3 separate regions of the Mus musculus genome follow, and all the other regions are linked to region 2. Evidence: chromatin loops called from intact Hi-C (ENCODE). Cell type or tissue: heart. All regions are shown on one strand. Links, peaks and the distances in the headings refer to the core of each region. The heading gives the core; the rest is flanking DNA. Region 1 overlaps Hhat (hedgehog acyltransferase). Region 2 holds the start of Utp25 (UTP25 small subunit processome component). Region 3 overlaps Traf3ip3 (TRAF3 interacting protein 3).

Region 1 (10,289 bases), core at 754-8,753, 410 kb after region 2:
TTGTAGCTTCTCTCCTGGGGGAAGCCGTCTAGTCCAGGTTCCCCAGCCAGCTCCTCTGTCAGGGGCTGGTGCCATCTTAACCACTAACTCACAGGCTGTTCCCTCTCTCGTCGCTCTTGCAGAGAAGGTGGTACAAGACAGAGAACGAGTATTACCTGCTCCAGTTTACGCTCACTGTTCGCTGCCTGTACTACACCAGCTTCAGCCTGGAGCTGTGCCGGCAGCCTCCGTCTGCACAACCTACTCCATCTGCGCAAGGTGCCTCCCATTCCTACCCGTGGCTGCTGACCTACGTCTTCTATTATCCCGTCTTCCACAACGGGCCCATCCTTAACTTCCCGGAGTTCTTCAGACAGGTAGAGTCCTTTGGGGACCGGGCTGGTGAAGGTCCCTACCTCTTAGACTGTGAGATGTGACCCCCAAATGGGGTGGCATACTGAATATGGGGTTCACAAAAGTTTGGGAACAGTAAAAGGTTTTTCAATGTACGATCAAAAGTAACTCAGAGTCTAATGGGTGATGACTGGTGTTTTCTGGCAGTGGTTGCCCATCTTGTATTATTGTGAACATAGAATAGTAAAATGGCTGCAGTGTGGCTAGGGCCATGTTATAATATGACATCTTTCAATGCCAGAGCACCTCGCTCAGATTTCAGGCTCTCCTGAATTATGAGTTGCAGGTTTGAAGAAACTGAATGGTTTGATTATGGGAAACAAAGACTTTAATATCTTCCTGCATTATTTCCCAGCATGTGAGTCCTGAGTTAGTCTTTGGATTAACTTGTGTTAGAATGTTTGACTTTAAATTTCTTATTTATGTATTTGTATGTGTGTGTGCATGTGCTTGTGTGTGTGTATGTGTGTGTGTACTTGTGTGTGCTTGTGTGTGTGCATGTGTGCGTGTTTGTGTGTGAGCTCGTGTGCGTATGCATATGTGTGCACATGTGTATGCATGTGCATGTGTGGAACTCTGAGGACTTCTGTAGGAAATCAGTATCTCCTATCACATTATAGAATCCTGACATTGAATTCAGTTTGTGAAGTTTGTGTGCAAGTGCCTTGCGTCTACCCACTGAGTCACCCCACAGGCTTGAATGTTTGATTTGAAAAGCTACCATTTGATTTGATGACTAGAATTAAAAAAAAACATTAAATAAATGTTGACTGTGATTGGGACAGAATTTTCAACAAATTCTGGAGTGGTCCTAGAGATACTCCTGTAGACACCTTGCCAGAGGAATTTTTACTCAACCCTGGGGTGTGTGTATATAAAATAGGCATACAAATCAAGCTTTTACTATGAACAAATCATAAAAGGCACTTACTTTAAAACAATTATTTGATATATGTACAATTTTACCGTTTATTCAAGATTAAAACAAATTTGCATAATAATGAGATGGATTATTTAATTTGCACAAAAGATGAAGCCAGCAGCTGAGCATTTGACAGGGCATGGGGCACATAGGCACTTTCAGAGTTGATTGACATTTTGAACTTGTAAGCATCAGCGCTGAGAAGGCTGCTTTGAGTTAGTCAGTGAGGAGCCCTACTGTAGCCTGAGACTTGGGGTGTTTGCTATGCTCACTTGTGACATGTGTGTCTCCCCACTTAGGTGTGCTGCTGACCCGAGCACACACTATTATCTGAATAACCTAAAGGTGGATGGTCTCTCCTGGGTGGGACAGAGGGGCCCTGATTCTCAGGGGACAGCGGCCGCCTGGTTCCTAAGTGGCTACAGTGAATTTCAGGAGCAGTTCCATTGCAGGGAAGGCCCAGGGACAGGAAGCTGGATTCTGATAGTTCACTTGAGCTAGTAGGAAGAGATGGCATTGCCTGCTGCTAGCAGATGGCTTGCTCCCTCCCTTCTCATTCACAGACTGCTTATGCAGTGGCCCTGACACGGCTTCAGATTGTTCTGGATTCCAAATGAGAGAGCAAATCAAGTTGAAGGATGTTCCTGGGTGATTGTGTGCTCTTACTCTGCAGGGGCCTGAAACCTTTTCTACCCAGCATTCTTGTCTAGATGTCACGGCAAGCCACGTTTGTCCTCGCACTTCTCCTTCCCACTAATGTACTGAGACATACTTGAAGAATTTAGCTTACGTGTTAGTACTTAAAACAGTGGTTCCCAAGGGTCATTGCCTCCTCCAAAGCACAGACATCTTGAAGAGACTATGCATAGGCACACATAAACATACATGTACAACAACACATGCATGTAACACATGTATAACACGCATACATATGACACATGCAGACATACACAAATGTACACACAACACAAGAATGCACATGTGGATTCATACAATGAATACTTATACTCACATATAACATACATGTATACAAACACAACACACATGCTGGCATGTGTGTGGAGCACACATGTGCATGCACACATACAACACACACACATATGTAACACATTGCCTGCACTTATATATAACTCACAACATGCATGCACACATACAGCACACATATGCATGCACTCACATATAGCCTACACATGCATGCACACACAGAACACAAATATGCATGTATGTGTCTGTGAGGACAGAGTCATAGGTGTTGCTGTTTCTGGGACAATATGAAAGATGCTCAGTGAAGAAAAAGGAAGGTTCTTAGAAAATGCTTATTTCATCTTCATAATTCCAGAGTTACTCATTTATCCAAAAGTCGGTGTTTGCATTATAGCAATAGCATCAGTCTAGAGTCGCCGGGAAAGGCCTGCCTTCCCACTTAAGAATTCCTCCATTGTCAACGGCATTCCTGACTGTGGTGGGCTGCTGTATCGTTTCTCACACCCTGGTTGGCTCCCGAGGTTCACTCTTTGATTATGAAATGATTTTAGGTCTGCATTTGAGATTATGTTTTAGATTCCTGGTGGCTTAGTGATGGCACATGACCTCAAAGTATGGCTCCTGTCTGTAGCACCATCAGGAATGGAGATGTGAATTCTCAGGCCTTGCCCCAGACCCCAGGCTGAGAACCACTCTCTTGAGTCTGTCAGAGGAATGGGATGAAGGCAGAGTTGGTACAGGATTGGTGGACTCAGACCATCCTCATCTTGCCTCTTGGAATTTCCTTGACATTGTGAACTTGGCTCTTTCTCAGTTTTCCAGCCAACAACTTTTTGAACTAAACCCCATTCTCCCCCTGGGATGGATAGTAATCCTTGGAGTCGAAGACTAAAGCCATCCAGAGGAAACAAACTCTTTCCCCAGCTGTTCATGTGCGTGGGGACCTGCCCAGTGGGACCTGCACTTTGTTGGGATGCAAAGCCATTCTTGTATTCCCCTTCTCCTCTCCAACTTCGGTCTTTAGGCTCAGACAGGAACAATAAGAGCGTGTATCAGGTCCTATGCCCTGTCCTCTGAAGCAGATGTTGAGGCCATGGTTCACTCAAACCTTTAGCAGGACTGCTGGTCTGTTGAGCATCAGTCTAGGAGGATGGGTGGGCTCACCCTGCAGGGTCAATCTTCTCAGGTCTTACTTCTTTCTTCCGGGAGGTGGTGGCGCATGCCTTTGATCCCAGCACTTGGGAGGCAGAGGCAGGCTGATTTCTGAGTTCGAGGCCAGCCTGGTCTACAAAGTGAGTTCCAGGACAGCTAGGGCTATACAGAGAAACCCTGTCTCAGACCAAAAAAAAAAAAAAAAAAAAAAAAAAAAAGGTGAAAGGCAGGTGCTGACACCTGAGACTGTCTTCTGACTTCTACCTGTGCTTTGTGTCATGTGATGCCTGCACACACAGGGACATACACACTCGCCTCACATGCACTATACATACACACAAAGAATAAAGGACATTTGAGTTTTAGATACTTTCCTGCACTCACACTCACATCACACACGTTGTACACACACAGAATAAAAAGGCACGTGATTCCTGCACTCTCACAAACCTACACATTCACCCTATATGCTTTATACACACATAGAATAAAAGGGCACACGATTCCTGCATTTGCCTCGGATGCTGGTGAGTTCTCAAGTTCTCTGTAAGCAGGAGGAGGCTACAAATTCAATCTAAGAGGAAAAGACCAGGAAGAAAGGAAGATGGAAGAGCAATAATGGAAGAACTCTGGAGTGTTGGAGTGGATGAGGATGAGGAGGCTTTACCACCAGGGGGCAGCAGCATCCCATGTGGAAATAAACCCAGCAGGGACAAGCAGGCTCCACGTGGGAATCTGAAACTCCAAGTATTAAAAAAAGAGAGAGATACATATGCAGCTAAAGACAAGAGCTCCCGGGTACTGGTTATGTATCAAAAGATGGCCTAGTCGGCCATCACTGCAAAGAGAGGCCCATTGGACTTGCAAACTTTATATGCCCCAGTACAGGGGAACGCCAGGGCCAAAAAGGGGGAGTGGGTGGGTAGGGGATTGGGGGGGTGGGTATGGGGGACCTTTGGGATAGCATTGAAAATGTAAACGAGGAAAATACCTAATTAAAAAAAAGATTGAAAAACATAAAAAAAAGAGAGAGAGAGAGAGAGGAACACCTCTGCAGAATATATGTTACTCCAATTTCTACCACATAATTTACATACAGAAACTAGGGAAGTGTGGAAAAGGTGTCCTCTATACTCTAAAGCATGTGAAATTTTCATTCATTGAACAAGCAAGTGTCAGGTGCCCAGGCTTCAGCTACTTTCCCTACAGTAGATCAGCCCCACAGCAGCTCAGCATCTGAACTTCCCAGGAGTACAGCGGGAAGCAAAGACTGGTGTGTGGAAGGCAGGCTGGGAGGAGAGCTGAGTAAAGACAGTAGTAGTGGGACTGGTGCTGGAGCTTGGTTGTTAGAGTGCTTACCTAGCATTCATGAGGCCCTGGTCCAATCCCTATATCATACCAGGCATGGTGGCTCAGGCCTCAAATCCTGTCACTTGGCGGGGGGTCGGGGAGTGGAGTGGAGACATGATGATCAGAAATTTAAGATCAAGGGCTGGAGAGATAGTTCAGTAGGTAATGTGCTTACTGTGCAAACATGGAGACTTGGGTTTGAATCCCCACAGCACACATAAAAGCTAGGTGTGCCAGTGCACCTATGTAACCCCAGTGCTTGGGGGTGGGGGTGGGGCAGGTGAATCTTGGTGCTTAATGGACCAGTGAGATAATAGCAGCTCAAGGTTCAGTGAGAGGCTCTGACTCAGTCAGTCAGTCAGTCAATCAATCAATCAGGTAAAGAGTGATAGAGGAAGACATTGGATATTGGTCTATGGTTTTCATGGGTGTATATATATACACACACACACACACACACACACACACACACACACACACACACACACACACACACACACAAGCAGGCACAGAGAGACACATGCACAATTCAAGACCAACCTTGGCTACAAAGTAAGAATTAGAATATTGCCTTGAAAAAAGAAAAAAAAAAAGATGATGTTGCCACGCTGATTTGCTGTGACAGGAGCTAAGGAGGATAGAGTATGTCTGGCTGGCATAAGGGTCTAGAGTTGAGGTTCTCAACCTGTGAGTTGCAACCCCTTTGGAGGATCAAGTGATCCTTTCATGGGGTCACATATCAGATACCCTGCATATCAGATATTTATGTTACAATTAATAACAGTAGCAAGAATACAGTTATGAAGTAATAAGTAAGTACTTCTAACATGAGGAACCATGTTAAAGAGTCACAGCATTAGGGAGGTTGCGAACCACTACACTAGAGGTCCAGTTGTCCAGACCTGGTTCATGGCTTCTGTACCAGCTGCCAGTTTGGTGTACTTCCTGGGAGAGACCAGTGCACATCACTGGCTCTGCTGTGGGTGGCTGGGTTGGGGTCATTGATGCTGGGCCTGAGTAAGAAGCATTTCATGGATAGGAGGTTAGGGACTTGTGCAATACAGAGAAGCATCATTTGGTGCCTGTGTCCCTGGGCCCCACAGACAGGAGTCCTGACCCAGGAAAGGCCTTTGCTGCTGTCAGACATCTCCATGTCTCCCAAGCAAAGGACAAGAACCTTCCGTCTCTGACAACTGCCATCTTCAGTCGTCACAGCGTCACCGAGGGAGAGAGACGACATTCCCTTTTATGCAATTTGCATGAAATGAGATTTTAAATCGTAATGCGTTTTAAAGTACACTTGGCAGACGAGCTAATGTGTGTTTTTTCAGTGGAGTCTGAGCTTGAAATCCCACCGTGGCAGTTTCCAATGATCTTAAGGTTGACAGTCCCCTCAGTTGGAAATGCCTCAAATGGAATGCTCTCTGTGCAGCATTGAGGATGGGCACTGTGTAGCAGCCTGTCCCCCCTGCTGCGAGGCAGGGGACAAATGACTTGCAATAAGAGACTGCACTACAGTGGAGTGCAAGTGGACTGTCAGGATTACCAACCTTCCAGAAAGGCAAATGCGTGTGCATGTGTGTGTGCATGTGTGTGATTGTGTGCATGTGTGTAGGAGCTAGCACTTCTTTTTTTTTAAAGATGGGTCTCTTGCCAGCAGCTTACCATGTAGCACAGGCTGACTAGCCAAATCTCTAATGCTCTCGTCTCTGTCTCCTCAGCTCTGGGATTACAAGTGTGTATTATCATGCCTAGCTTTTTATGGGGATCCTGGGGATCATGCTTGGGTCCTGTTTATTTGATTAGACTTGTACTCACTCAGCCATCTTTCCAGCCCTGAATAAAAACCTTCACATTTTCTTCTTTAGATAAGAGTGAATCGACAGAGGAGTGGGTGATGACTGGTGCGTCTGTGGCTGTAGGAGATGCTCTGTCCTTCCTGGCAGAGGTGACACAGACATATCCCTCAAAGAAGAGTAGGGAACGTTTAGTTAGGCTCCCAGGAAGTAGGTATGTTGTCACCACGGAGCCAATCAGCCACCGTGTGGATGGACTTCATGCGTTTGCTTTATAGGTATTTGTGTCATTTTGCCTGTGGCTTGGGGACACCTAGCAGAGCCTCCAAACTGGCCTTTTGCTGAGTGTCAAGCTGGGAAGGTAAATTTTCTGCCATCACCCATGTGTTGTCTCTGCTCACCAGGTTGGCCCTGCATATCAGCAAGGTCCTGGAACCCCAGATGCAGGCTGGGCCTTTGGGGACCTGGGCTGCAGCTTATGTGGACAGCACCTTTTAGAAGCTGGACAGATTCAGCTGTATGTGAGAATTGCTATGTGCCAACACACCTCTTGAGGCTGTTAGCACATTCATCTAGACAGGTTGCTTCAGTGTACCAGTATGCAACACCAAGCAAGGCCTGGCTTCATCCAGAGTGTCTTAATTAGGGTTTTACTGCTGTGAACAGATACTATGACCAAGGGAACTCTTATAAGGACAACATTTAATTGGGGCTGACTTATAGGTTCAGAGGTTCAGTCCAGGATCATCAAGGCAGGAACATGGCAGCATCCAGGCAGGCATGGTGCCAGGAGGAGCTGAGAGTTCTACATCTTCATCTGAAGGTTGCTAGCAGGATACTGGCTTCCAGGCAGCTAGGATGAGGGTATTAAAGCCCACTCCCACAGTGACACACCTACCTCAACAAGGCCAGGCCTACTACAACATTGCCACACCTCCAAATAGTGCCACTCTCTGATCAAGCATATACAAACCATCACATAGTGGTATCTTGATGTCAGTTGCCTTGGTGTGGATTCTTACTGCCCCGACTGACCTGCAGAGTGAGGTGAACCCCCCCCCCCCAGACAGTGAGGTGACTTTGACAGTGAGGTGATCCTCACAGTGAGGTGACCCCACAGTGAGGTAATCCATATAGTGAGGTGGCTCCATGTTTGTTAGGTTTTGTGTGTGTGTGTGTGTGTGAATTTGACACAAGATGATGACAAGTGGATCATCTGGGAAGAGAGAATCTCCGTTGAGAAAATACTGTAGGCAAAAGTCTGTAGGCAAGCCTGTGGGGCACTTTCTTGATTAATGATTGATATGGGGGGGCAGCACACTGAGGGCAATGCTACCCTAGGCAAGTGGCTCTTGGCAGTATGAGAAAGCAAGCTGAGTAAGCCACAGGGAGCGAGCCAGTGAACAATTCCTCCCATGGCCTCTGTTTCAGTTCATGTTCTGACTTCCCTTCATGATGAAGTGTAAGGTGGATGCTAAATAAGCCCTGTCTTCCTCAAAGTGTTCTGATCACAGTCTTTAGCACAGTAAGAGAAAGCAAGCTAAGACACCCCCTCATTGAGGTGATCCCCACTATGATGTCACACAGCCAAGCGGTCTATACAATGAGGTTAAGCCATCCAGTGAGTTGACACCTACAAGTAGGTGGCCCCACACAAAGTGACCCCCACAGTGAGGTGGAACCACCAGTGAGGGCACTTCCCCATAGCAAAGTGATCCTCACAGTGAGGTAACTCCCACATAGTGAGGTGACCCCCACAGCAAAGTGTGGGTATTGGACTTCACACTCACATCTTGCCATCACCACTGTAACTTTCGCCTTATTTTGAGGAAGCCAAGTCCCAGAGAAGTTGAGAGATTTCTCAGGATCATGTAGCTGTGTGGTTGATGATAGAGTCTGGCCTATTATGCTGAGATACTTGTCTCATAGGAGTATACCCTCCTCCTCCTCCTCCTCCTCTCCCTCCTATTCCTCCTCTTCCTCCTCCTCCTCTTCCTCCCCTTCCTCATCATTTTCTTCTTCTTCTTCTTCTTCTTCTTCTTCTTCTTCTTCTTCTTCTTCTTCTTCTTCTTCTTCTTCTTCTTCTTCTTCTTCTTCCTCTCCCTCTCCCTCTCCCCTCTCCCTCTCCCTCTCCCTCTCCCTCTCCCTCTCCCTCTCCCTCTCCCTCTCCCTCTCCCTCTCCCTCTCCCTCTCCCTCTCCCTCTCCCTCTCCCTCTCCCTCTCCCTCTCCCTCTCCCTCTCCCTCTTCTTCTTCTTGGAAAAAGGTAGACTGGCAGACTGACAGACATGCTTAATTCTCCCAGGTCACTCACTCCATCTCCAGTGTCCTCCCCTTTCTATTGTTGCCTTATCCTAGTAGCTCAGGCATGAGTCTGGCGGTTGGGTGGAAACCAGCAGGCTGATCAGGACCCAAAGAGAGGCAGTTTCAGGGGGCAGAGTGTCTGAAATCCTGGCCCAACCTGGACTGTCTCAGGTCAAGGCTTGGTAGCAGGATGCAGAAATTGGCATTGTTCTTGGCTCTCGGGTAACCCGTGTTGGCCCACCTGTTCTTGTTCCGGGGGCAGTTTCTGCAACTTTCTTACCCAGGAAAAGTGAGTGTACCTGAGGCAAACACCCTCCCATTGCCCTATCAGTAGAAACGGCAATAATAATTTACACAAACCTTAACAGAAACATCACAGAAGAGATGTTCTGCACAGCTTGGGACCAAGCACCGACTGACGCTGCCTTCTCTGTTGTCCCTTCTTTAGATGCAGCAGCCAGAGCTCAACTCTCTGCAGCACAGCCTCTGCATTGTAGCCAAGGGCCTGGGTCGTCTGCTCTGCTGGTGGTGGCTGGCTGAACTGATGGTACACCTCATGTACATGCATGCCCTCTACAGCAGCGCCCCCCTCCTGGAGAGCGTTTCCTGCTGGACCTTAGGTAATTGTGGGAACTGCTAAGGTTTTACATGTGTGAGCTGCTTGGTGTGGTTGATGAGAAAGGACTGTGTCTGAGAGTGAACTGAGAGTCCTGGATGAGTGACCCCCTACTTGGGATGGAATTGACAGAGTATGGCTGGGCCCATGTCTTCACAAGAGGCCATGTTACACTTAGTGGGAGAGAGCAGAGTTGCTAACCAGCTCCAGAGGCTGTTCTGTGAGCAGGTGCTCCAAGACCTACAGACTGCATTTTTTTGTCTGTGAGCTTCCAAGTTGGGTAGCTATAGGTTTGAATCCCATCTCTCTTAGACACGGGTGGGCAGCTTTGGTGGAGCTTACATCTGTCTGAACACCTTCATCTCAAAAATGAGACTTGCCCTTTCAGAGCTACTGTGGGGGTTCAGTGAAATGTTGTACCTTTTGGATGGGCCTCACAGTAAATCCTATAGATAGAGTAAGTGGTGTATGTATATGCATGCGATGTGCATATGTCCTCTGGATAGAGTATATGGTGCATGTGTGTGCATGGGGTGTACACATGTCCTGTAGATACAGTATATGGTGCATGTGTGTGCATGTGTGTGCACATGTGCTCATGCACATGCATGTCTTCGTTGGTCTTCTTTGCTTGTTTGCATCTGTCTCTATTCTGCCAGCAAGGTAGTTTGGGAGTCTTACTTCCCCAGAAGGACACAGTCTCCAGGTATAGGATTTGTCTGGAGAAAACCATTTGTGAAAACCATTGTCCTTCATTCTTTCACCCTAACAGCA
Region 2 (10,289 bases), core at 910-8,909:
CAGATCTTCCCTGACTGTTCCTCTGTCTCAAGTGTGAGCTCCCTTAGGCCAGGGACTTTATCTTTTGCATAGATTCTCCTGCCTTCCACATATATGCACAGCACAGTGGTGTGAAAACGGTAGTTACTGGGGCTGGAGAGATGGCTCATTGGTTGTGAGCACACGATGCTGCTCTTGCAGAAGATCTGGATTTCGTCCCCAGCACCCACGTGGTGGCAGATAACCAGATAACTCCAGTTCAAGGGGATCAGGCACTCTCTTCTGAACTCCATGGGAGCCAGGCCTGCCTGTGATGCACATGCCTGCATGCAAGCAAAGCACTTCAACACATAAAATAGAATAAATAAATCTATTAAAAATCATGAACCACTCAGCCAACAAATAACTTATGAGTCCAGTGGCAAATATGGAGTGTGGAAGTTATCTAGTATTGAACATGAGATGTGGTTTGTATCTGGAACACTCCAGTCCAGAGCCCTCCATCTCAGTCCCACTGCAGACCTTTTTTTTTTTTTTTAAGAGGAATCAGTTAACAAATGTGGACCAGCGTCACCTTTCCTTCTCTTCTGAGTGTTCCAGCTTGATCATCACCTTAGCTCTTCCTCTTCTGCGAAGCCTCTTGAACCAGCAGGGCCCCGAGTCTCTGTTTTCAGGGGTCTCTGTATACAGGGCCCTGAGCCTCTGTTTTCTGTGTTGCAGTAAGTGATTTCGTTTGCTCTCTTGCTCATTTCATTTTTTGTTGCTGAAAAAGACAGACTACCTGAGAGTGGGCAATCTGTAGCGGAAGGAGTTCGTTTGACACACTGCTGGAGAGGCTGGAGACTGGGAGCGTGAGTCTGACATCAGGCAAGAGCAGGATACGGCTCAAGAGGCAGCTGCGCTCTGCAGTAACTGTGCTTTCACGGTAACTGATCCAGTCCTTCAAGACCAAGAACTCATTCACTCCATGGAGAATGAGCCCAGTTTCCTGAGAGCAGGGTGAATCCCACCATAGAGGGCAGAGTGCTCATGAGCCCAACACATTGAAAGGGCCTCGCAATACCTTTACACTAGAAATCAAATTTAACATGGGTTTTGAGGAACACAAGGCATAGTGAAGCCACAGCAGCCACCCTTGTTTGGCAGCCACTTCCAGATATGTGTGGCTTCCTAGCTTCCTGAATCTCTCCTTAGGCTCCCAGGTATCTGGCCTCTTCCAGGACTTTTATACCTGCAATGCTATTTGGAGACTCTAGGCTAGCATGGGCATCCTGCATGCAAGATCTCTGAGCCCATGGGGATAAAGGGAACACACTTGCTTTCGTAGCTGTGGAGAGCTCTGCCCTCAGGTATTCATGCACCCCATCATTTGTAACCACATCCACACAGTGATCAACACCATTAGTGTGAACATGGTTGTTCACAGTTTACCAACTAACAGTAACATTCTTTCTTACAGTTACCTATAAAAACCTCACTCCATGCATCTTCTGTCCAGTCTCCTCCTTACTTAAGAACTTCTCTGTTCTCTCCTTCAGGCCTGAGTGACTTTATCCTGTGAGTTCCTTTGACCTTTTATGCATCTTTCAGCCTACAACAATGTAATGATTTACAAATGGTTTTATCTCTCAATTTGGGCTTGAGATCTTCCAAAGGAAAGCCTGAGATTTGAGCCTATCAAGCCCTGGATAGGAAGTATTGTGGTGGCAACATCGTAACTCCCTCCTGTTAGATAATCAAATGAGTATCTTGTGCTATGTGTACTTGGGAGTCCTCACCAGAAAACATGGACAGCAGAGTGCAGTTACACAGTCCTACAGCAGAGGGGGCTATGCAAACTTGAAGCCTGTCCTTAACATCAGATAGACAAAATATTTTCCTTTGTAGTCTATATCTACTGGTAGGTTAATGTCCAGAAAGTATATTTATTTAAGGTCACTGACTTTTAAAAAGACAGACCACCTATAGCTTGTTGGGAAGGGCTCTATGTGCCTGTAATCCCAGAACTCAACCAACTGAAACTGGAGGATTTTGAGTTCAAGGACAATGTGAGCTACCTAGGATTCTGTCTCAAGAGATGAAAGTAAAAAGTCCTTATATTGCAGGCTCTGGGTACCTGTTAGGAATAGAAAAGGAGGAAACACAATCTTGTTTTCTTGAGCTAACTCTCCTGGGAAGAAACTCTGCGCAGTGAGTACTGTGAAACCCAATGGCAGCACAGACTGAGACATATAACCTTAAGACCCTATTTATAACCCACACGTCCTTGCTCATGTAGTCGGTGGATGTTTGGTGAATGGCATGATTGATAGATGCTCATCCTAAGAGTAGAGAGCCGAGACTTCTAGCCAGGGCTCCAAGTATGCTCATTTTCCAACACAGAGTGTCCCCTGAGGAGGCTGGTGTGGATCTTATCCTCGCTTTAGCTGTACGCAATGCAGTTGGCAGGAAACAGGTGATCAGCAAATGTTTCTGAGTGAGTAACTGAGGTTATTTCATAATTTTGTGAGTTGATGCCAATAATTTCTGTCAGGACTCTGGAAAGGTAAGATGGGTCTGTGTTTGAAGGACATTTGTATAGTGATTTTGTATGTAGGAAAATGAGTCTTAAAGGACCAGGAGGGCCCATAAATGCATATATATTCACACACACACACACACACACACACACACACACACACACACTTTCCCCATAGTCTTAACAAACTAGGAACTCAGACATCTAAATTGTTCCTTTGATCTTTGATGGCTCGCTCTCTGATGTGCTCTTGTGTTAACATTTTATTTATTGTGTAGTGCTGTGTGTGTGTGTGTATGTGTGTGTACAAGTGGAAGTCCCAGGTCAACATTGGGTGTCTTTCTCAATCATTTTCATCTTACTTTGTGAGTTTGGTTTGGTTTGGTTTGGTTTTTCAAGACAGGGTTTCTCTGTGTAGCCTTGACTGTCCAGAACTCCCTCTGTAGATCATACAGTCTTTTACAAAAGTATACTAAAATATTTACAGATTAAATAATTATTACAATTTGCTTCAAAATTTGTAGGGTGTAGAGCAATAAATGTAAAATGGGTAGCCTTCAGGGAGTAATTGCTGGGGCTGATGGGTAATATCAAGGCTGATGGGTAATTGTGTGAAGCTCATGGGTGTTCCCTGAGGCTCATGGGTAATCCCTGAGGCTCATGGGTAATCCCTGAGGCTGAGTAGCAGGCCTGTGAAGTCTATCATATCTTTTTGTCAAGTTTTTTATTTATTGTATTTGAAAATTTCTGTGGAACTTTTTTCTTTTAAATTATTAAGCCTTCCTGAGTATTCTGAATGCTCTTTTCTTAAAGAATATTCTTGCCCTTTACCCACCTCACTTCAAACAGCCCAGGAACAGTAACTTAAAACCCACTAGCATTTCTTTGTACAGTAACATAGAACTCACTTCCTGAACTACTGTTAACTCTGAAAAGACTTTGAGTTTGAATACATAAAAGGATATCCTAGGGGAGAGAAATGAGTTCTAAGAGTAGAAAGAGAGAAAAAAGGAGGGGAAAAACCTGTCTTTATTAAAACTTCCCAGGTATGTGTGTGGGGGGGGGAGGTCATGTGTATACATGTATGTGCACATGTGTGCTCATAGAGAGCTTCCACAGAGGTATAGAGACAATGGCTAAATTCTTAACCGTCAGGTTATAGTCACATAGGCCCTCCGTCAACCTTATTGAAGGTGACTATCAATACTTTGAAAGAAAGGGACTTCTTTTCCAATAGTCAGCAAGCCAATGCTGAGACTACTTGGATGGAGATAGGGTGAATTTTTGCCTAAAACTGGGAATAGTCTAGATTTGCATGCTGGAAACCACGTGAGAGCAAGAGTCACCTCAAGTGCTGGAACCTTCAGCTTCTGATGAGATCTCTGGAAGAACACGAAACTGCATGTCTGGGGGTGTGGGGTAGGGCCCTTGGGGTGCAGTAAAAGGAGAAAAAAGTATGGCTTTTATTGGTTAGAGCCAGGTTACACGGTCACCAGAGCCATAAAACCTGTGAGGACACTTTGCAAACAGCCTTTTGTTTATCTAAGTGACTATACCTTTCAACTAGACAGAAGACAGATGTCTATTAATGAGTTCCTAGGCCAGGCCAGGTGCTGGCTACCACCCTTTCTGTTTGCATGGCTTTTGATACTTTTTTGCTGGGGGGGGGGGGTTGTCCCCCACCACCACTGGCTTTCCCACTCCCACCCTAATTATTAGTAGTAGATGACCCTGGAACAGAGGGCGGACAGGTGGACCTGAGTAAACCCCTACTCTTCCACAGAAAGATGTTTCGATGTCTCCAGTTGTGCTTTGAGTCTAAGCTGGAGCTAGTACTTTGTTTACATTGAACCTCGGTTAGTTTTGAAGGGAAGTATGTCTTTGTGTGGTGTCAAACAGCCTCACCTATTGCTGTGTGTCCTTGAAATACAGGCCTCAGCTATTTTTGTTCGTTCCTTTGTTTATTTAGAGAAGTTGGGTCTTGTTTTATTTTCCCTGGGTAACATCAAATTCACAGAGATCTGCCAGCCTCTGCTTCCCAAGAGCTGGGATTTAAGGCGTGTGCCACCATGCCCGGCTCAATTTTATTTTTTAAGTAAAGGTCTCTAACACTTCATTCTCTTGCCTCGGCCTCCCGGGGACTGAGATCACAGGTGTGAGTCACCACTAGTTTATTTGCTGTGTGGGTTTGTTTTGCTCAGTGTTAAAGATCAAACCCCAGGATTTGAAAAGTACCTTGGCTAAGCACCCTACATATGAGCGAGCAACGCCCCTGGCCCGTTTAGGCTATTACTCACACTCAGGCTAATACACATCAACTTTAAATGTACAGTTTCACTCGTTTGGGTGATAACACATACAAGATCCTACTTTATCTTGTGTGTTTCTGCTTTTGTTAAAGAAGCAATGTCAGGAGAGGATCACCTCACATACTCCCAGAGACTAATGAATGATCTTTCTTGCTAAGCATCGGTGTCTGCATCTTTCTCAACAGACTGACTCGCTAGATCCGTCTGGACAGTGTGCCGTTAAGTGGGGTGTGCGGGCACCCTTAAGCGATGGTCCTTATTCTTCTGAGTAGCATTCAACCATTTCTGCTAGCATACATTGACATATCAAAGCGAACCACGCGGTTGTGGATTTCGCTTAGTGCTTGAAAACCAGTGCAAGGTCCTGGGTTCAGTTCTTAGCTCCTGGGAGAGGGACAAAGGACCACCAACCTCGTCCTCCTCAATTTTGGAGAAAAAAAAAAAAAAAAAAAAGGTAAAAGATAAGCACAAAGCAAGCCACTCCATCCCGGAAAGACAGCCAGTCCCTGCAGCCCTAGGAGCTGGTGTTCCGATCACGCATGCGTAGACACGCCTATGTGCTAGAGGCGCTCCGGCAGGGGGCAGTATAGCGACCAGAGGGTGTAACGCCTGTCGTACTCTCTGGGCGTAAAGCAGCTTTGCTTTACGGCTCCCGCCTCCGCCGTAAAGCCAGCGTGCCCACGTGCGACAGCGACAACTTGCCACTGGGAACCTTGTGTTTTGTTTGTTTGTTTGTGGCGAGCTTGACGTTTCCGCTATGGGCAAACGCCGGAACCGGGGCCGCAGCCAGATGCTCAGCACCATGACCAAGAAGCAGAAGAAGCACCTCCGCGACTTCGGCGAGGAGCACCCCTTCTACGACAGGTCGGGGTGCGCGGGCCGCCGGGAGGGCTGGTTCCGGCCGAGTTGAGCCGGGTCCGGTCGGTGCAGGACGGGAACCCCGCTGCGGAGGTGCGCTCTGCACCGGGACCTGCTGAGACCGCGGGCCGTGCTGCCTGTCATCCGAGCACGCGCGGGCTCAGGCGCGAAATCGCAGCTTAGCCCAGCCAGGGCCGCGTAAGGGTCTCCAAAAACAGGACGGGAGGTCGGGAGATAAAGTTGGCCCTGAGAGGTGAACCCCGGTGTGCCGTTAAAAGCCAGTTTCTGACTTATCCTTTCTTAAGAGATGTCATTGAGCTCTCTTGTCTGTTACCCTTTTGTCTGCTGATCATCTCTGCCCTTGTGCATGCAGAATTTCATTTTTTACACTGACTGGATATTATCCTGTATTGGACATTTTTTTTTTTTTTGGTATTCATTTAAAGCAGAATCATTATGCCTTTTCGTGATTGTTACGAACTAGCAGCTAAAGTTTAATGTTATCTATTTCTATTTTAGGGTTTCCAAGAAGGAAGCCAAGCCGCAGATTTGTCAGCTGGTAATGCTTTTTTTCTTTATAGTAGTTGGAATTGGGTTGTTACCTTTAAGATTGGGTGTAAACGTAAAGTTTGGTTTGCATCCCCGTGTTTCTCTGTTTTGGGTGTGAGCTGTGATTTTAGTAATGCTACCCAATTGGTTGTAAGTGATGGAGACAGCTGTAGAAATTACCATGTGATGAGAGAGGCTATGGTTGGAAACTACCCCATGACACTGTCTTAAGTTCTGTGGAAGGGGTTCATCAGAGTGCTGGCTCCTTGTGCATGAAAGGCTTCACACAGTATAAAATGGACAAGGGGCCCGGAGACTCAGACAGTGACACTTGCTTGTAATTCTCCTCTTACATCATGCAACATGAAACCTGATGTCTGAGATGTAAGTTAAAACTCATAACCTGAAATTTTGTTTGAAAAGTCAGTTTTCTTTCCACGTGCAGCTGATGTCAATTAGAACCATAGCTTGGTTAACTGTTTTATTTAAGTTTCATGCCCGGCTTGGTTCAAGAGATGAGACTGTAATATTTGCTGAAAAGCTCATAGGGATTTTTGTTTTGTCTGTGAGTTAATGTATATTCATTATACAAAGTAGCGGGTTTCCTAAGGACTTTTCCAGTCAAAATTATCTGATCGTATTCATTTCCTTCCTTTGACTGTTTGTCTTCCATCTCTGCTCATCCCTTTCCTCTTCCCAAATTCTTGTCCTTTTGATTTCATGACTTCTAATTTCTTTTAAATCTAGTTTCCTTGTGCAAGAGAAAATATTACTTGTCTTTAGTCTGACTTATTTTTACTTCCTTATCACCCATTCTATCCATCCCCTTGCATGTGATATAATTTCCTTCTTTGTGGTTGAGGAAATTCCACTAATATGTATTTCTCACATTTTCTTTCTTATTTTTATTTTGACAACAATATATATATATATTAATTTCTCATTTTTCTTTAGCCAGAGAGTTCAGATTCTTCACATTCTGAAAGTGAATCAGAGAGTGAACAAGAGCACGTTTCAGGGTACCACAGACTGCTTGCTACATTAAAGAATGTTTCTGAGGAAGAGGAAGAGGAGGAGGAGGAGGAGGAGGAGGAGGAGGAGGAGGAAGAGGAAGAGGAAGATGACAGTGCTGTAGGTGATGCAGAAATGAATGAGGAAGCTGGCAGTGAGGATGGCAGTGTGGGAGAAGCTGCTGTCTCGGAGGCTGCTGAGGAGGCTGCTGAGACACAGGAACGTAAGTGCCTGGGGCCGGCCTGTCCTCTTCATTCTGTGTTGTGTGGGCTGAGTGAGAGCATGTGGTTCCAAGGCAGAGATTCAGCCTTGTTGGGTTGGGTTAGCTTTTGAGACTCTGATGGGAACACAGGACCCTCTCATCAGGAAAATGCTGTTGGCTTACTCTTTGGGGGACTTGTAACCTCCCGTAAGACCGCTTGGCGTATCAGGGGGACATTATGTGGTCACTGTGACAGCTCAGTTCACTGAAGAGGTTGTTCCGCTTCAGTAAGAGACCAGGTTTGATGGGAGGTAGACATAAAAATACAAACTTTCATGTTGTAGATTTGTTTATATGAAGCAGCTGGAGAGGAGATGAGGCTGCTCTCACTGGGTCCTTAAGGTGACTCTGAGAGGTACTGGGACTGAGAGCCCAGAGAGACTCTGTCTTAGGGCTCAGATGCACCGCTAAGTGATCTTCTGTGCCTGGGAATCACATCCAGGGTCTTGTGTATGTCAGACTGAGCTCGTCTTTTGAGTTACGGTCTTACTGTGTAGACCAGGCTGGCCTTCCGCTTACGATCCGACTTCTGCCCTGGAATACAGGTGTATACCTGTGAAGGAAGGCTTTCCGCCTGTCCCCAGATCTCAAATGACGACTCTGAGACTTAGTTATGAACAAGTGCCTAGACCATAAGCTTGGGCTTGTTCTCCGACAAGCTCATAACTATATGCCCCTCTAGTCTATAACATGCGAGCCACGTGGCTGGTTAGTTACTCCTCAGAGTCCGCTGGTGGAATCACCCTCACCTGAGTAGCTCCCAGAGTTCTTCTCTCTCTACAGAACTCTTACTTCCCGCCTTTTTTACTAGGCCATCATTTTTTTACTGACAAGTGATGCTTCCATACTGTACATAAGAGAATCTTTCTACACACCCCCATGCCTGGCTTTTTTTTTTTTTTTTTTAAATCAGCCTCATTAGAATATGTTTATATGCAAACAGAAGGCAGCCTGGGCTGACCAGGTGGTTCACTGGGTAAAACCTCCTGCTGTAAAAGGTGACAGCTTGAGTTAGAGTTCCGGAACCCACGTAAAGGTGGAAGGCAAGAACCAGATCCGGGTAGGAAAAACTAACTAATAACGAAGTGTACCTAATTTCTATATGCAGTTTGAGCTTTGACAAACATGTACCTTCCATGACCTACAGAGATGCCTATCCTTTTGCTGGCACTGAACTGACTCTGGTCGCTGTAGACTGGCTGTGCCCATTATAGAAATCTGGAAACATGGTTAAACACACAGCCTTTTTGAGACAGGCTCTTACTCTGTAAACCCAGCCTTGAGTTCACTGTGTGGCCCACAGTCATGACCATCCTCCTGCTCCATCCGCCTTCTACCTCCCACCTCTCAGTGCTGGGATTGCAGGTGTGTAGTGCAATGTCTGGCTTGTGTCTATTTTACCTTTGTGCTATTGTTCTTAATAGTTTGCTTTTAATTGCTGGATATATGTGGGTGACTTCTATATCTCACTATCTCAGTCCTGTTATTCTTACAGTCACTTCCTTTTTTGAGAGAGTATCACTATCCCTAACTGGTGGCCTGGCATTTGCTGTATAGGCCAGGCTGGCCTCAAACTCACTTCCCGAGTACTGGGATTTAAGGTGTGCACTACCATTCCTCATTCCTCCTAACATGGTCTCCATATTCCCTCCATTCCTCTGTGATGCTGGGCCTCATACATGCCAGCTACACACTTTCCCACTAAGTTACATCCCAGGCCTTTATTCATTTAGTCATTCTTTCTTTTCTTTCTTTTTCTTTTCTTTTTTTTTGGACAGGGTTTCTCTGTATACCCTTAGCTGTCCTGAAACTCACTCTGTAGACCAGGCTGCCCCCAAACTCAGAAATCCGCCTGCCTCTGCCTCCCAAGTGTTGGGATTAAAGGCATGTGCCACCACTGCCAGGCTTTCTTTTCTTTCCTTTCTTTCCTTTCTTCCTTTCTTCCTTTCTTCCTTTCTTCCTTTCTTCCTTCCTTTCTTTCTTTCTTTCTTTCTTTCTTTCTTTCTCTTTCTCTCTTTCTCTCTTTTCTCTCTTTTCTCTCTTTTCTCTCTTTCTCCCTTTTTTGATTCTAGCTAGGGCCTTGAGCATGATAGGCAAATAAATTTTTTTTAAAGATTTATTTTATATATATGAGTACACTGTAGCTGTCTTCAATTATACCAGAAGAGGGCATCAGTTGGTTATGAACCACCATGCTGGGAATTGAACTCGGCCTCTGGAAGAGCAGTCACAACCGCTGAGTCATCTCTTCAGCCCAGCAAATACTTTTTTTTGTTGTTTGCTGTTTTAAATCTTAACCTGCCCACCACCCCCCCACTCCCCACCTCACCCCCACCCCCCACCCCCCCAAAAAAAGAGCGGGGCATGGTGGCGCATGCCTTTAATCCCAGCACTCAGGAGTCAGAGGCAGGTGGATTTCTGAGTTAGAGGCCAGCCTGGTCTACAAAGTGAGTTCCAGGTCAGCCAGGGCTATACAGAGAAACCCTGTCTTGAAAAACCAAACCAAACCAAAATAAAACAAAACAAAAAAAATCTTAGACCAGCCATGTAGTGGTTTTCCTAGTTAGCTTTACTGGGCTAAAAATCCTTTGCCTTGCTGGGCACAGTGGCACACTTTTAATTTCAGCACATGGAAGGCAGAGGCAGAAGGATGTCTGTGAATTCAAGGCCAGCCTGGTCTCCATAGTAAGTTTTAGAACATTCAGAGTTACATAGTAAGACTCTGTCTTGAAAAACAAAAACAAATAAGCAAAAACTTACGTTGCTATAATTTTTAAATGTTTGGAGGTTCTTAGTGCTGGTT
Region 3 (10,289 bases), core at 879-8,878, 59 kb before region 2:
CTATTCTTCCTCCAGATTAATCTTTCCTTTTGCATATCCCTTCTAGGAAGCCTTACATAGGGAGCTGATCCTAAAAAAGAAAATGGTGATTCTCCAGGACCTCCTGCCTGCCCTGATCCGGGCCTCTGACAGCTCCTGGAAGGTAAGGGAAAAGTCTTCTTCAGACAAAGTACGCAGGCCTATGCATGCCTGCCTCATTTCTCTCAGCATACCAGCTAACAAGGACAGGGCTGTCTCTCTGGGAAGAGGCAAAAGTGGTGATACTCAGATACAGTATCAAAGTCAAAGGGTCACATGGTAAATGCATACCTAGGGAAGACTCAGAACCAAAAGGAGACAGAGGCCTGTCTTTAAACCTGTGGAAAGAAAAGAAAGAAATGCCTACGCAGTGTTGTCAAAGTCAAGGCTTTCACGAGGGATTCTGTGCTTGTTAGTTACTTTTGTTGTTGATCAACAACAACAAAATCATCAAAATACCCTACAAAAGCACCTTCCAAGAAAGGGCCAGTTTTGGTTTATGGTTTTAGAGTATGATCAATCATGGTGGGGAGGAGGGTCATGGCAGCAGGAGACTGTGAGGCAACTGGTCATGCTGCATCCATAGATAAGAAGCTAAGACAGAAATGCTGGTGTTCATCTGGCTGTCCTTACTCTTTTTTCCACTGGGAAGCCCAGCCCATGAAATGGGACAGTCCCTTTGCAGGTGGGTCTAACCACCTCTGCAATCTAGAAACTCCCATACAAACACATCCACGTGTTTGTCTTCAGTGTTATTCTAAACGTCATGAAGCAGACAATCAAACTTAACCATCACAGATCCATACAAGCCAGTCAATGACAATACTCTGCCTGTAGATGGGTGGCAGAATAGAGAGGACTTAATGGGTGATCTAGTTTGATTTTCTGTTTGCTGTAACAGGCCAAGGCCTTGCCCACAGTCACATAGTCGCTTAGCTAAGTTCAGATCTCTAATGATGGTCTGTTCGTTCTCTAGATAGCCAAACACCATGTTCCTGCTTACAAGTACTGGGAATTTGTTCTTTAGGAAAAAACATGTTGTTTGTTTGTTTGTTTGTTTGTTTGTTTTGTTGGTTGGTTGGTTGGTTGGTTGGTTGTTTAAAACATGGTCTTACTATATATAACTCCGGATGGCCATGAACTTGCTCTGTAGACCAGGCTGGACTTGAACTCACAGAGATGCACCTGCTTCTGTACTCCAAGTGCTGCGATTAAAGTCATGCACTGCCATACTCTAGGCTCAGGGTCCTGCTTTTTAGAGAGTTCATAGTTTTGAAAACAAAACACGTACCAAAATAATACAATGAAAAGAAATGCTTCCAGTGTAGGGCAGACTACAGGAGGGAACAGACAACTCCAGAGAAGAAGCTGGAGGCACCCAGACAGCAGGCATTTACCAAGCAAATGAGGACACTAGGATTGGGTTACAAACAGGACACCTAAGAGCCAGAGCATGGCTTGGTTTCGAACAATGGCTCTCTAATTCTTTATATCAGGATGCTTTAAAAAAAAAAAAGTTTATTTATTTTACTTATATGAGTGCACTATAGCTGTCTTCAGACACACCAGAAGAGGGCATCAGATCCATTACAGATGCTTGTGAGCCACCATGTGGTTGCTGGGAATTAAATTCTCTCTGGACCTCTGAAAGAGCAGTCAGTGCTCTTAACCACTGAGCCATCTCTCCAGCCCCTACATCAGGATTCTTTTTTTTTTCTTTTAGATTTATTTATTTTATATATGTGAGTACATTGTTGCAGTCTTCAGACACACCAGGAGAGGTCATTGGATCCCACTATAGATGGTTATGGGCCACCATGTGGTTGCTGGGAATTGAACTCGGGACCTCTGGAAAAGCAGTCAGTGCTTTTAACCACTGAGCCATCTCTCCAGTCCAGGGTTCTTTATACTAAGTTTAATTAAAAATTCCAAAGAACTTTGGATGTGTACCATATCAGAACTCACCTTGTTAAAAGTTAAAACAGAAATTTAGAAACATTAATTTTGAAATGACACTAGTCAAGCATCATTCGTTAATTTATGTATTTTAATGAAGAATTTTGTTTTCAAAAGGATAAAAAGAGAGAAGCGGCATATACAATATACATTTACAATATCTAGCTGAAAAAATAGACAGCTAAACTCTATTTGCTTCTGAATTCAGCCTCTTGTGATTCACTCTTTTAGTTAAAGTGTTTGAAAGAATTCAGTGTCATGGAGACACATGCTGGAAAGGGAGAGGCCTTGCAGATCCCTTGAAAGAGTCTCTAGGAGCTCATGTGTCCAACAGATGATAAGCAGGTTGGTGCCACCAAAGCCTAAGGCAGCAGGAGTGTTGAGGCAGAATGCCAGTCTCCCATGCGCCCAATGCACCTCATTGGTAGGAAGGTTTATGCTTAAAGAAGTGAAACAGGAAGTTACGAAACACTCCAGGAAGTTTGCAGTGACACAGAAGACCACCACTCCCACTTTTCAAGCTAGTCACTGGACCTGGATTCAGGAGTCCCTTTGGTCAGGCCCCTGCTTGCCAAGTCATTTCCACTAGCAGGGAAGGAGCCTGAGCCGGGCAGCTGGGCATGTGAGGTGGTTTCCGGCACAGAGCTAAATTGAGCTCATCTCACGCACCCCTTCAGCAGATACTGAGTGACTTTCAACTCTATGCCAGGACTTCAGGAACAAAACGAAATGGAGCCCTTGCTTTGAAAGACTCACAGTCCAGCAAGGAAGAGTCGCAGCAGATAATGCCAGTGAGACAAGGCTGCAAACGTATGTGCAGCCTGACACAGAAAAAGAGAGTGGCTCTGCCTGAGGTAGAATAAGGCAGGCTGTTTGCAGAGACCTTCTCAGCTGGGCCTTACAGGATGAGCCGGAGCTTACCAGTTCAGAAGCAGCTTGATGCGGAGGAAAAGCAGAAAAGCACTTAGGGAATTAGACTGTTTCCGGGCCAAGGTGTGCAGAGCACTGGGTATAGCCCAAAGCCATGGACAGGAAGGGATCCTGTCTGAACAGCACCACACAAAGACCTCTCTCACAGTTTCAGAACAGGAGACTTGAACCTTTCCGGTTAAGGTTTGTTTCAGATTTAATGAAAAGACACACAAACACGCATAAATACATATTTGTATGTGTGTGTGCATGAGTGTCACAGCGGACATTTTGTTTTGGAACGGCCAAACCATGAAACTGCATACCTCACCCAGGTTGAGAAACCTGCCTGTTTGGAGCAGCTTGTTCACTAGAGAACCGAACAGAAAGGAATGATCTGATCTGTGTTCATAGCTTCTCTAATCAAAGGCCCAGCTGAGTGAGGGGTGGGGCCCTGGAGAAGTCTAGAAAGCCCAGGCCAACTGTGCTTAGTGGGAATGAGGCAGATACTGTAAGAGCTATTCATGTAGATATCAGGAATCTGAGACTGGAGGATTCCAAACTCCAGGCCAGCCTGGGCTATATGTTAAGCCCCTGCCTTCCTTTTTAAGCTATTTCTATCATAAAGTTGGAGGAGGGTGTTATTTTATCCCAGGCTCTTCCCCAGGCTCCAGCTTGGTTCCTCGCTCCCATCTTCCCACCTTTCCCAGGTCTCACACATCACACACACACACACACACACACACTTCTCTTGTTTCTCCCACCCCAAGCTTCTAGCTTCCTGTATTTAAGAAGTCATCCATAACTGTTCACTTGAGAACCCTTACTTCTCCCAAAACAAAACACTTCCAATTCCACCCCTCCTGAGACAACTGCAGTAAGCCATTGGACCGTGGCCTCATTTGATGGTGTTAGGAAAGTAGCTGAATGAATGAGGTCAGACCTGGGACTCAGGCTTAAGCCCAGTGTCTACTTTGTCCTTTCCATTCGGGTCCACATATGAATCTGCAGCTTCTCATGCAAGGATGTTCATGGTAAGATCTACAGGAGAACCCCAGGGTTGGTGCCCCTGAAGACATCCCTAGGAACTGCTGAGAACCCAGAGCTGGGGTCTGGCCACTGGAACAAAAGTAGCTCTGCCTGCAGAGGAAGCAGGAGTGGAGCACTGGGGCTTTAAGTTCTGCAAAGCATAACTGAGATCCTGAGATGACAACACAGAGGGAACAGGCTTCACCCAGTATGCAAGCTGTTAGGGGAGAGATGAGCAGCCATGGGAAGGGGCTTCTGTGGTGAAGGTGTGGCGTTTCTGGAAACAGAGCTGAGGCAGGAGGATCAAACAGTAGCAGGATCTAAAGCCTTGGATCAACACTCTGTGTGTGTGTGTGTGTGTGTGTGTGTGTGTGTGTGGCCTCCTCACTGCCTTCCTCTCCTTTCCAAGATGCTCCAGGCTCCTGGGGTAAGGTCTGTAGCCTTAGAGCTTCTCAGATACTCTAACACAGTCGTCAGCATGGGTAGAGTCAGGGTGCGGGGGCAGGAAATCCTGTGCTCCACTTGCAGCAACGTGAACATGGCTGGGACTTTCCTGCTTGCCTTATGGAGTCTGGGAAGCAGAGCTCTATGTACAAGAGATTTTGTTCATGCCCTAGACTTGGGTGGCAGCCCCTATTCCTACTTGAAAGGGGATACTGTAAATTGTCTTGCATTGCAACATAAATGGAAAAATAATCTGGGGGTTGGCTGAGATACATAAACCCTTGGGAGAGGAAAACACTGAATTGAGCATGATACTACAGAATAGGAAGGTGCCCAGAGGACATTCCAAGGACTCTGTCTGGGGCTTGTGTCCCTTCCACGCTATAAGGAGATGATCCTGGTCTTTAAACTTGGTGGGTTTGGCTGGCTTCTGCACTGTAGATTTTGGGCAAAGAAAAGTGCATGCAGTTAGTGGGAAGACCAACGCAGAGCAGGGCGGGGTGGGGCCAGCTTAGTGTGTTGCCGCCAGACTGACAGTGAACAGGCCCCTCTGGGGAATGCAGCTGTTCTACCTCTTACCCCTGCGCCCGAACAGTGGAAGCCTTTGTCCTTCTCTCTCATTGGTCCCAAGCCCTGTGGTTATTGTAAATGCCAAATCCCTTTCTCTCTGCTCTTTCCCACATGCGGCTGAGAAAAACATTAATAGTAGGAGGCACTTTAGAAAATTGTTTTTGGCAAAGATTTTTGCTTTTGCAAGGCCCAGCTGAATAACACAGGAAGCAGAAAGGGTGGGGGCTCCCCCTGGTCCCTACAGTTAGAAGAATTAAACAAATAAGATCAAACGGGAGCTGTGCGATGCCACTCCCTGTCTTCCCCAGGCACCCGACTCCCAGAAAGGGAGGCCCACCTCATCCCAGACACCCTCTTCCACCCTAGTCTTTTTAGCCATGAGGGCTGGAAGTCAGTTTGACACCAGGAGCCACAACATCCAGGCCTGGAGAAAGGACTCCAAGAGTCCCACAGAACTTGGGTAGACAAGTCAGAGAAGGAATATGAAAACCACTACAGACTAACTGCTCACAGCTCTATCTCTAAAAAACATACTCTCATTACTGACACCCCCACTACTCCAGACAGATGTCCCCTGGGTAAAATTCAAGGCTGGCAAGGGGGGTGTACACAGGTACAAAGATCAGCAAAGTAGGTGAAACGCTCCAATGTATGCAGGTACAAGGATCTTATAGCTGAAATGCTACAAGACTAGAAGCCAGAACTGCACCTCTGCTCATCTTTCTCTGCTTGGTCCTAGATCAAGGGATACCTACCTTAAAGTGCCACGAGGCACCTCAGGACCTGGGGCTCACGGGACGGGGCAGGGACAGACTATTAGGTTGACCCAGCTTCTGAATCGCTCTGTGACTTTCCAAGAGGCCCTCTTACCCCTCCCCGTGTCCACACCTACTCTGTTTCGTATCTGTAGGTCCATTTCTCACTTTTCAAGGAATTTCTCAGGAGTCCTGCCAGATAGGGAGGAACACACACACCAGTAGTCATTCCTCTACAGCCACAGGTTCCAAAGCCTCAGATTCAACCAACATTGGATCGAGTATAACTGAAAGGGGGTGGGGGGGGAAATCCTGTTTTTCTTGTCTTTCTTGTAATTAGTGCCAAGTCCATACGTTATAGCTGACATTTCCATGGTATTTCCAGTGTACTGTGTGTGAGAGTCAGGGACGACTTTAAGCATACAGGAAGATATACATACGCCTTAGATAAAAGTACACATTTACATACAAGAGAGTTGAACATTCTGAGGGGCTCTAGGAACTCTCAGTGGATATGAAGGGTGTGAAATGCAAGGACTGCCATGACAGAAACCTTTGCCCCACTGTCCTGGGCCCTGAAATCAAGGTATCACCAGTACCAGTCTCCCCTCCTGCTGAATGGGCTGCCAACACCCATCTTGTCTTCTGTGGTCTTCCCTCAGTTTAACCTTGTGTTCTGGTCTTGTTTTAGAAAAACACTACCAGACTAGACTAAATTCATTTGACTGCATTTAACTTCATTGAAGGTACAGCCTCTGTCTTAGGGTTTTACTGCTGTGAACAGTCACCATGACCAAGGAAACTCTTATAAGGACAATATTTAATTGGAGCTGGCTTACAGGTTCAGAGGTTCAGTCCATTATCATCAAGGTGGGAACATAGCAGCATGCAGGCAGACATGGTGCAGGAGGCTCTGAGAATTCTACATATTCAACTAAAGGCTTCTAGCAGAATACTGGCTTCGAGACAACTAGGATGAGGGTCTTAAGCCCATGACCACAGTGACAAACTTACTCCAACAAGTTCGCACTTCCTAATAGTGCCACTCCCTGGGCCAAGCATATTTAAACCATCACAACCTCCAAATATGCTCCCGTTCTACATAGAATACTGTAGCTCACTGCAGCATACAAACTGAAGGGTGAACAAACACACTTCAACCCCTAACAAGGAGCTGGAACAAATCAGATCCTCCCCAGGAGCAAAGACCTCATTTAGCTTCATACCTGTGCTCTACAGACAAAGGTCCAGGTCCAGGATGAGAGAAGGCAAGGAAAGCTGGGGGTAGGGGGCAGTTTAGAAACCTCCCTCTCTATGGCCTTCTTTGCTGTCTGGGCCATTTGTTAGAGAAATTCAAGATACAAAGAGAATTTGGGGCCAATCAGGATCACCCTAGGCCTACAGAGAGAAAACCAACTTCCCCTCAGAGTGCCTTAGCCATCTCTGCACCTAGAGGGGTTCAACCCACAGCACCAAGCTTTGGCTGTGGGACAGGGCTGGAGAGATGTAACAAGCCTCTTTGTGGTTGGTTGGTTGGTTGTTTTTTCCTTAGCTTACTAACTAATCCTGTTTATTTTAGGGACAGCTTAATGAAGACAAGCTGAAGGGCAAACTAAGATCCCTAGAAAACCAGCTCTACACCTGCCTGCAGGTAAGCATCCTGGAGAACACTAATTTCCAGCACATTAATGTCAATAAAGTTGAAATGTTTGGATCTTAGCTCTGCCTTCTAGAAATGCTACCAAATGGAGATTAGCACACTAACTCTTACCTCACTGTGCTTGTCTATGTCATGCTGTCCCTAATTGGCCGTGTAACCACCTCCAACTGCCCTTCTTTGTCCTACCATGCATGCTTTTGTACCCTGGGAAGGGATTCCAACACTAAACATGTTGCTGGCTCCTAAGGAAATATAGGGAGAAGCCGTTGGTAAAGGTTCACACCACACAGTCAGTCTCCACAGAACCCAATCTGAGGACAGGTGAAGAGGGTCTAACAGAAAATCACAAAAATAGTTTTCATCTCAGGAAGAAGGGGTTTTGTTTGTTTGTTTGTGTTTGTTTTCTTTAGCAGGAACCCTGAGAAAGCAAAAACTCAAGAGTCTAAAGAAAGTGATGTAAGTGTTCAACTCCAGTAATCTCTTGATTTGGCCTATCCCCATGTTACAATAAAAGAAAATCAGTCCCCCTGACAGGTGGAGAGATGGGAGAACAGGGGCCAGCAAGAAGGCTTAGTAGGTGCTTACCACCAAGCCTAAAGGCCTGAGTTCAGTCTCTGGGATCCATATAGTAGGAGGAAAGATCTGCATCTCCCTCACAAGTTGTCCTCTGACCTCTACACACACTCTGTGTATGTGGCAAGTACACACACACACACACACACACACACACACACACACACGTGCGTGTAAGAAATATTGAAGGAAACATAAGTAGGAAGGGAATGGTTGGGCTTCTCTCATGTGGCACCAGAGGGATCAGTAATTTCCTATGCAGCTGAGAATAGTTTATAGTGTCTATAGCAGCAGTTCTTAACCTGTGGGTCATGACCCCTCTGGCAAACTTCTATCTCCAAAACTATTTACATTACAATTATCATAGCTGTACCAAAATTACAGTTATGAAGTAACAGTGAAAGACATTTTATGGTTGGGCTCACCACAACATAAGGAGCTGTATTAAAGTGTTGCGGCATGAGGAAGCTGAAAACCACTCACTGGTCTATAGGTTTCCAGGTCTACATGTTTGCTTGTTTTCAATGTGAGCTGCTTTGTTAGGCTCTTAGTTAAAATATGCCCATCAGACTTTTAAGTGACAAGCATGTAAGCCAGAATGCAAATCTTTAATTTGTTTGTTGTTGAGAAAGGTGTAGTTATTAGGCTGACCTTGAACTTGTGACCCTCCCACCAGCTTCCTTAGTGCTAGAGTCACAGATAGAAGCAGCTATGCCAACGTAGTCTATTAATTTTTCTATTGGAAATGAAGCTAACCTGTGATTACTACAATTAAATCTAGTAACTAGGACATCACCATGTTTGGCTTCAACCAGTTTCTCTTGAGTTTGACTTTTAATGAAAATTCCAAAAAGCAGAGTACCCTTACAGATACAAAAATAAAATTCCAGACAATCCCAAGGTGAGACAAAATGATTGCTAATGATCCTCTCCTTAACCTTCGTTGTCTGGACTTACCCAGATGGGTCTAGAACTGACCATAAAAGCTGCCTGCCTTCCCCAAAACCACAAGGCAAAAAGAGGAGGTAACAAGGGCCGTCAATACTTTACTGGATCTGCAAATCTATTTTATCTGATTTGGGGGAATTTTCCTTGGTCCTTAAGCAGGGGAAACATCTAATGCAAATGCACTCTTTTAGAACACCAAGTCCTCAGATCCCCTGAACTTTTTCTTTAAAACAGCAGTGTGTCCCCTGTTTGGAAATTGTTTCCAGTGGAGTGAGGAAGATTCATCCACAGAACAGAGCACTAGATGAAGGGGGTGATTATTGGAAATTCCAAAATCATGGGCCCCATTCTCATAAATGCAAATATGCCAATGCTAAGCAAAAAAAGCCACGAGAGCTGGGGCTAGAGGAATTAGTGAGATTCCGCAGAACTGATGTGTTCTCTACATCTGGAGCACAGAAGAAGAGAGGGAGGCTGTGGTAGAAGGGCTCTACCAATGGCAGGCACTTCTCAGACAGCCTGGGAGACTCCCCTGCTCAGCTGTTCCCTGGGTATGAGACCTACAGTATGCTCATGTGTAGATCCCTGGAGTGGGAAGTTCAACAAGTATTTGTTGGCTTGTTCTGATTTACAGAAACACTCCCCCTGGGGAATGAAAAAGGTGCTGCTGGAGATGGAAGACCAGAGAAGCAGCTATGAGCAGAAGGCTAAGGCGTCACTGCAGAAAGTGCTGGAGGAGAAAATGTGTGCAGAGCAGCAGCTACAGAGGGCACAGGTGGAGATGCTGTGCAGTTCCAGGGGCTGGGGCCCTGGGAGCAGTCCCCCAGAGCAAGAGGGCTAACCACCACTTGCAGGGAGCCTGCTCCTCAAATTCATCCCGCATATTAAACTTCAGGAGTTCAATGTGTTCCCTTTCTCTAAGCTTCTGCTCCTTGGGAACCTTCTCTCCTCTGGTCTCTCCCAGCTGTCCCTGGCTTTGGCAGAGCAGAAGTGTCAGGAGTGGAAGAGTCAGTACGAGGCTCTGAAGGAGGACTGGAGGACCCTAGGGGACCAGCACAGAGAGCTGGAGAGCCAACTGCATGTGCTTCAGTCCAAACTACAGGTACCAGGCCCGGCAGTGGGAGAGGAAGGGAGGCAGAAGGGGGGAGAGGGGTCTGCTGAGAAAGGAGTCTCCTAGGTTGGGCCTCAAAGGTTGGATACACGTAACAAGCAGCTTTCAAGTCTTCATCCACTGCCCACTTAGTACCAGACTCACTGTTTTGCTCTGAATCATAAGTGCGTATAGAGGGAATGCCTACACTGTCCATGCAAATGAACTAAGTACCCACTGGAAAGACATTAACCAAATACAAATGCCTGAGTTGGGGCATTCATTGGGTTGATTGGCCTACCAATTGCACACTATTCAAACACCACCCCAGCAGGGC

Evidence for each region. A loop is a pair of places that touch in the nucleus more often than their neighbours do. Peaks named below come from ENCODE experiments on the same cell type or tissue, not always from the same donor. Only the 100,000 strongest peaks of a DNase experiment are listed, where the experiment ranks them.
Region 1: a loop joins it to region 2, with 2.3 times the contacts of the local background. A loop is called at or near these places in 7 of 42 quality-filtered maps.
Region 3: it touches region 2 in a loop (2.8-fold over the local background); 5 of 42 quality-filtered maps call a loop at or near these places.

The regions. Positions count from the first base shown.
Region 1 is chr1:192,716,187-192,726,475 of GRCm38, reverse strand. It overlaps Hhat (hedgehog acyltransferase), which reads left to right. Exons shown (of 12, transcript NM_144881.4): 6 at 123-356; 7 at 9,348-9,519. Among named protein-coding and RNA genes, the nearest start is that of Gm22265, 24 kb to the left of the region's middle. In heart, for the core only: a CTCF peak has its summit at 4,121 (motif pointing right); no DNase peak of the experiment used is centred there.
Region 2 is chr1:193,125,425-193,135,713 of GRCm38, reverse strand. It overlaps Utp25 (UTP25 small subunit processome component), which reads left to right and starts at 5,463. Exons shown (of 12, transcript NM_145415.2): 1 at 5,463-5,670; 2 at 6,184-6,223; 3 at 7,168-7,447. The coding sequence starts at 5,564. In heart, for the core only: CTCF peaks have their summits at 1,791 and 5,384 (motif pointing right); a DNase peak (open chromatin) is centred at 5,383; H3K4me3 peaks cover 1,942 bases; H3K27ac peaks cover 1,250 bases.
Region 3 is chr1:193,184,142-193,194,430 of GRCm38, reverse strand. It overlaps Traf3ip3 (TRAF3 interacting protein 3), which reads left to right. Exons shown (of 16, transcript NM_153137.4): 8 at 47-142; 9 at 7,261-7,332; 10 at 9,497-9,637; 11 at 9,827-9,964. Among named protein-coding and RNA genes, the nearest start is that of Traf3ip3, 12 kb to the left of the region's middle. In heart, for the core only: no CTCF peak of the experiment used is centred there; DNase peaks (open chromatin) are centred at 2,570, 4,430 and 5,020; H3K27ac peaks cover 3,702 bases.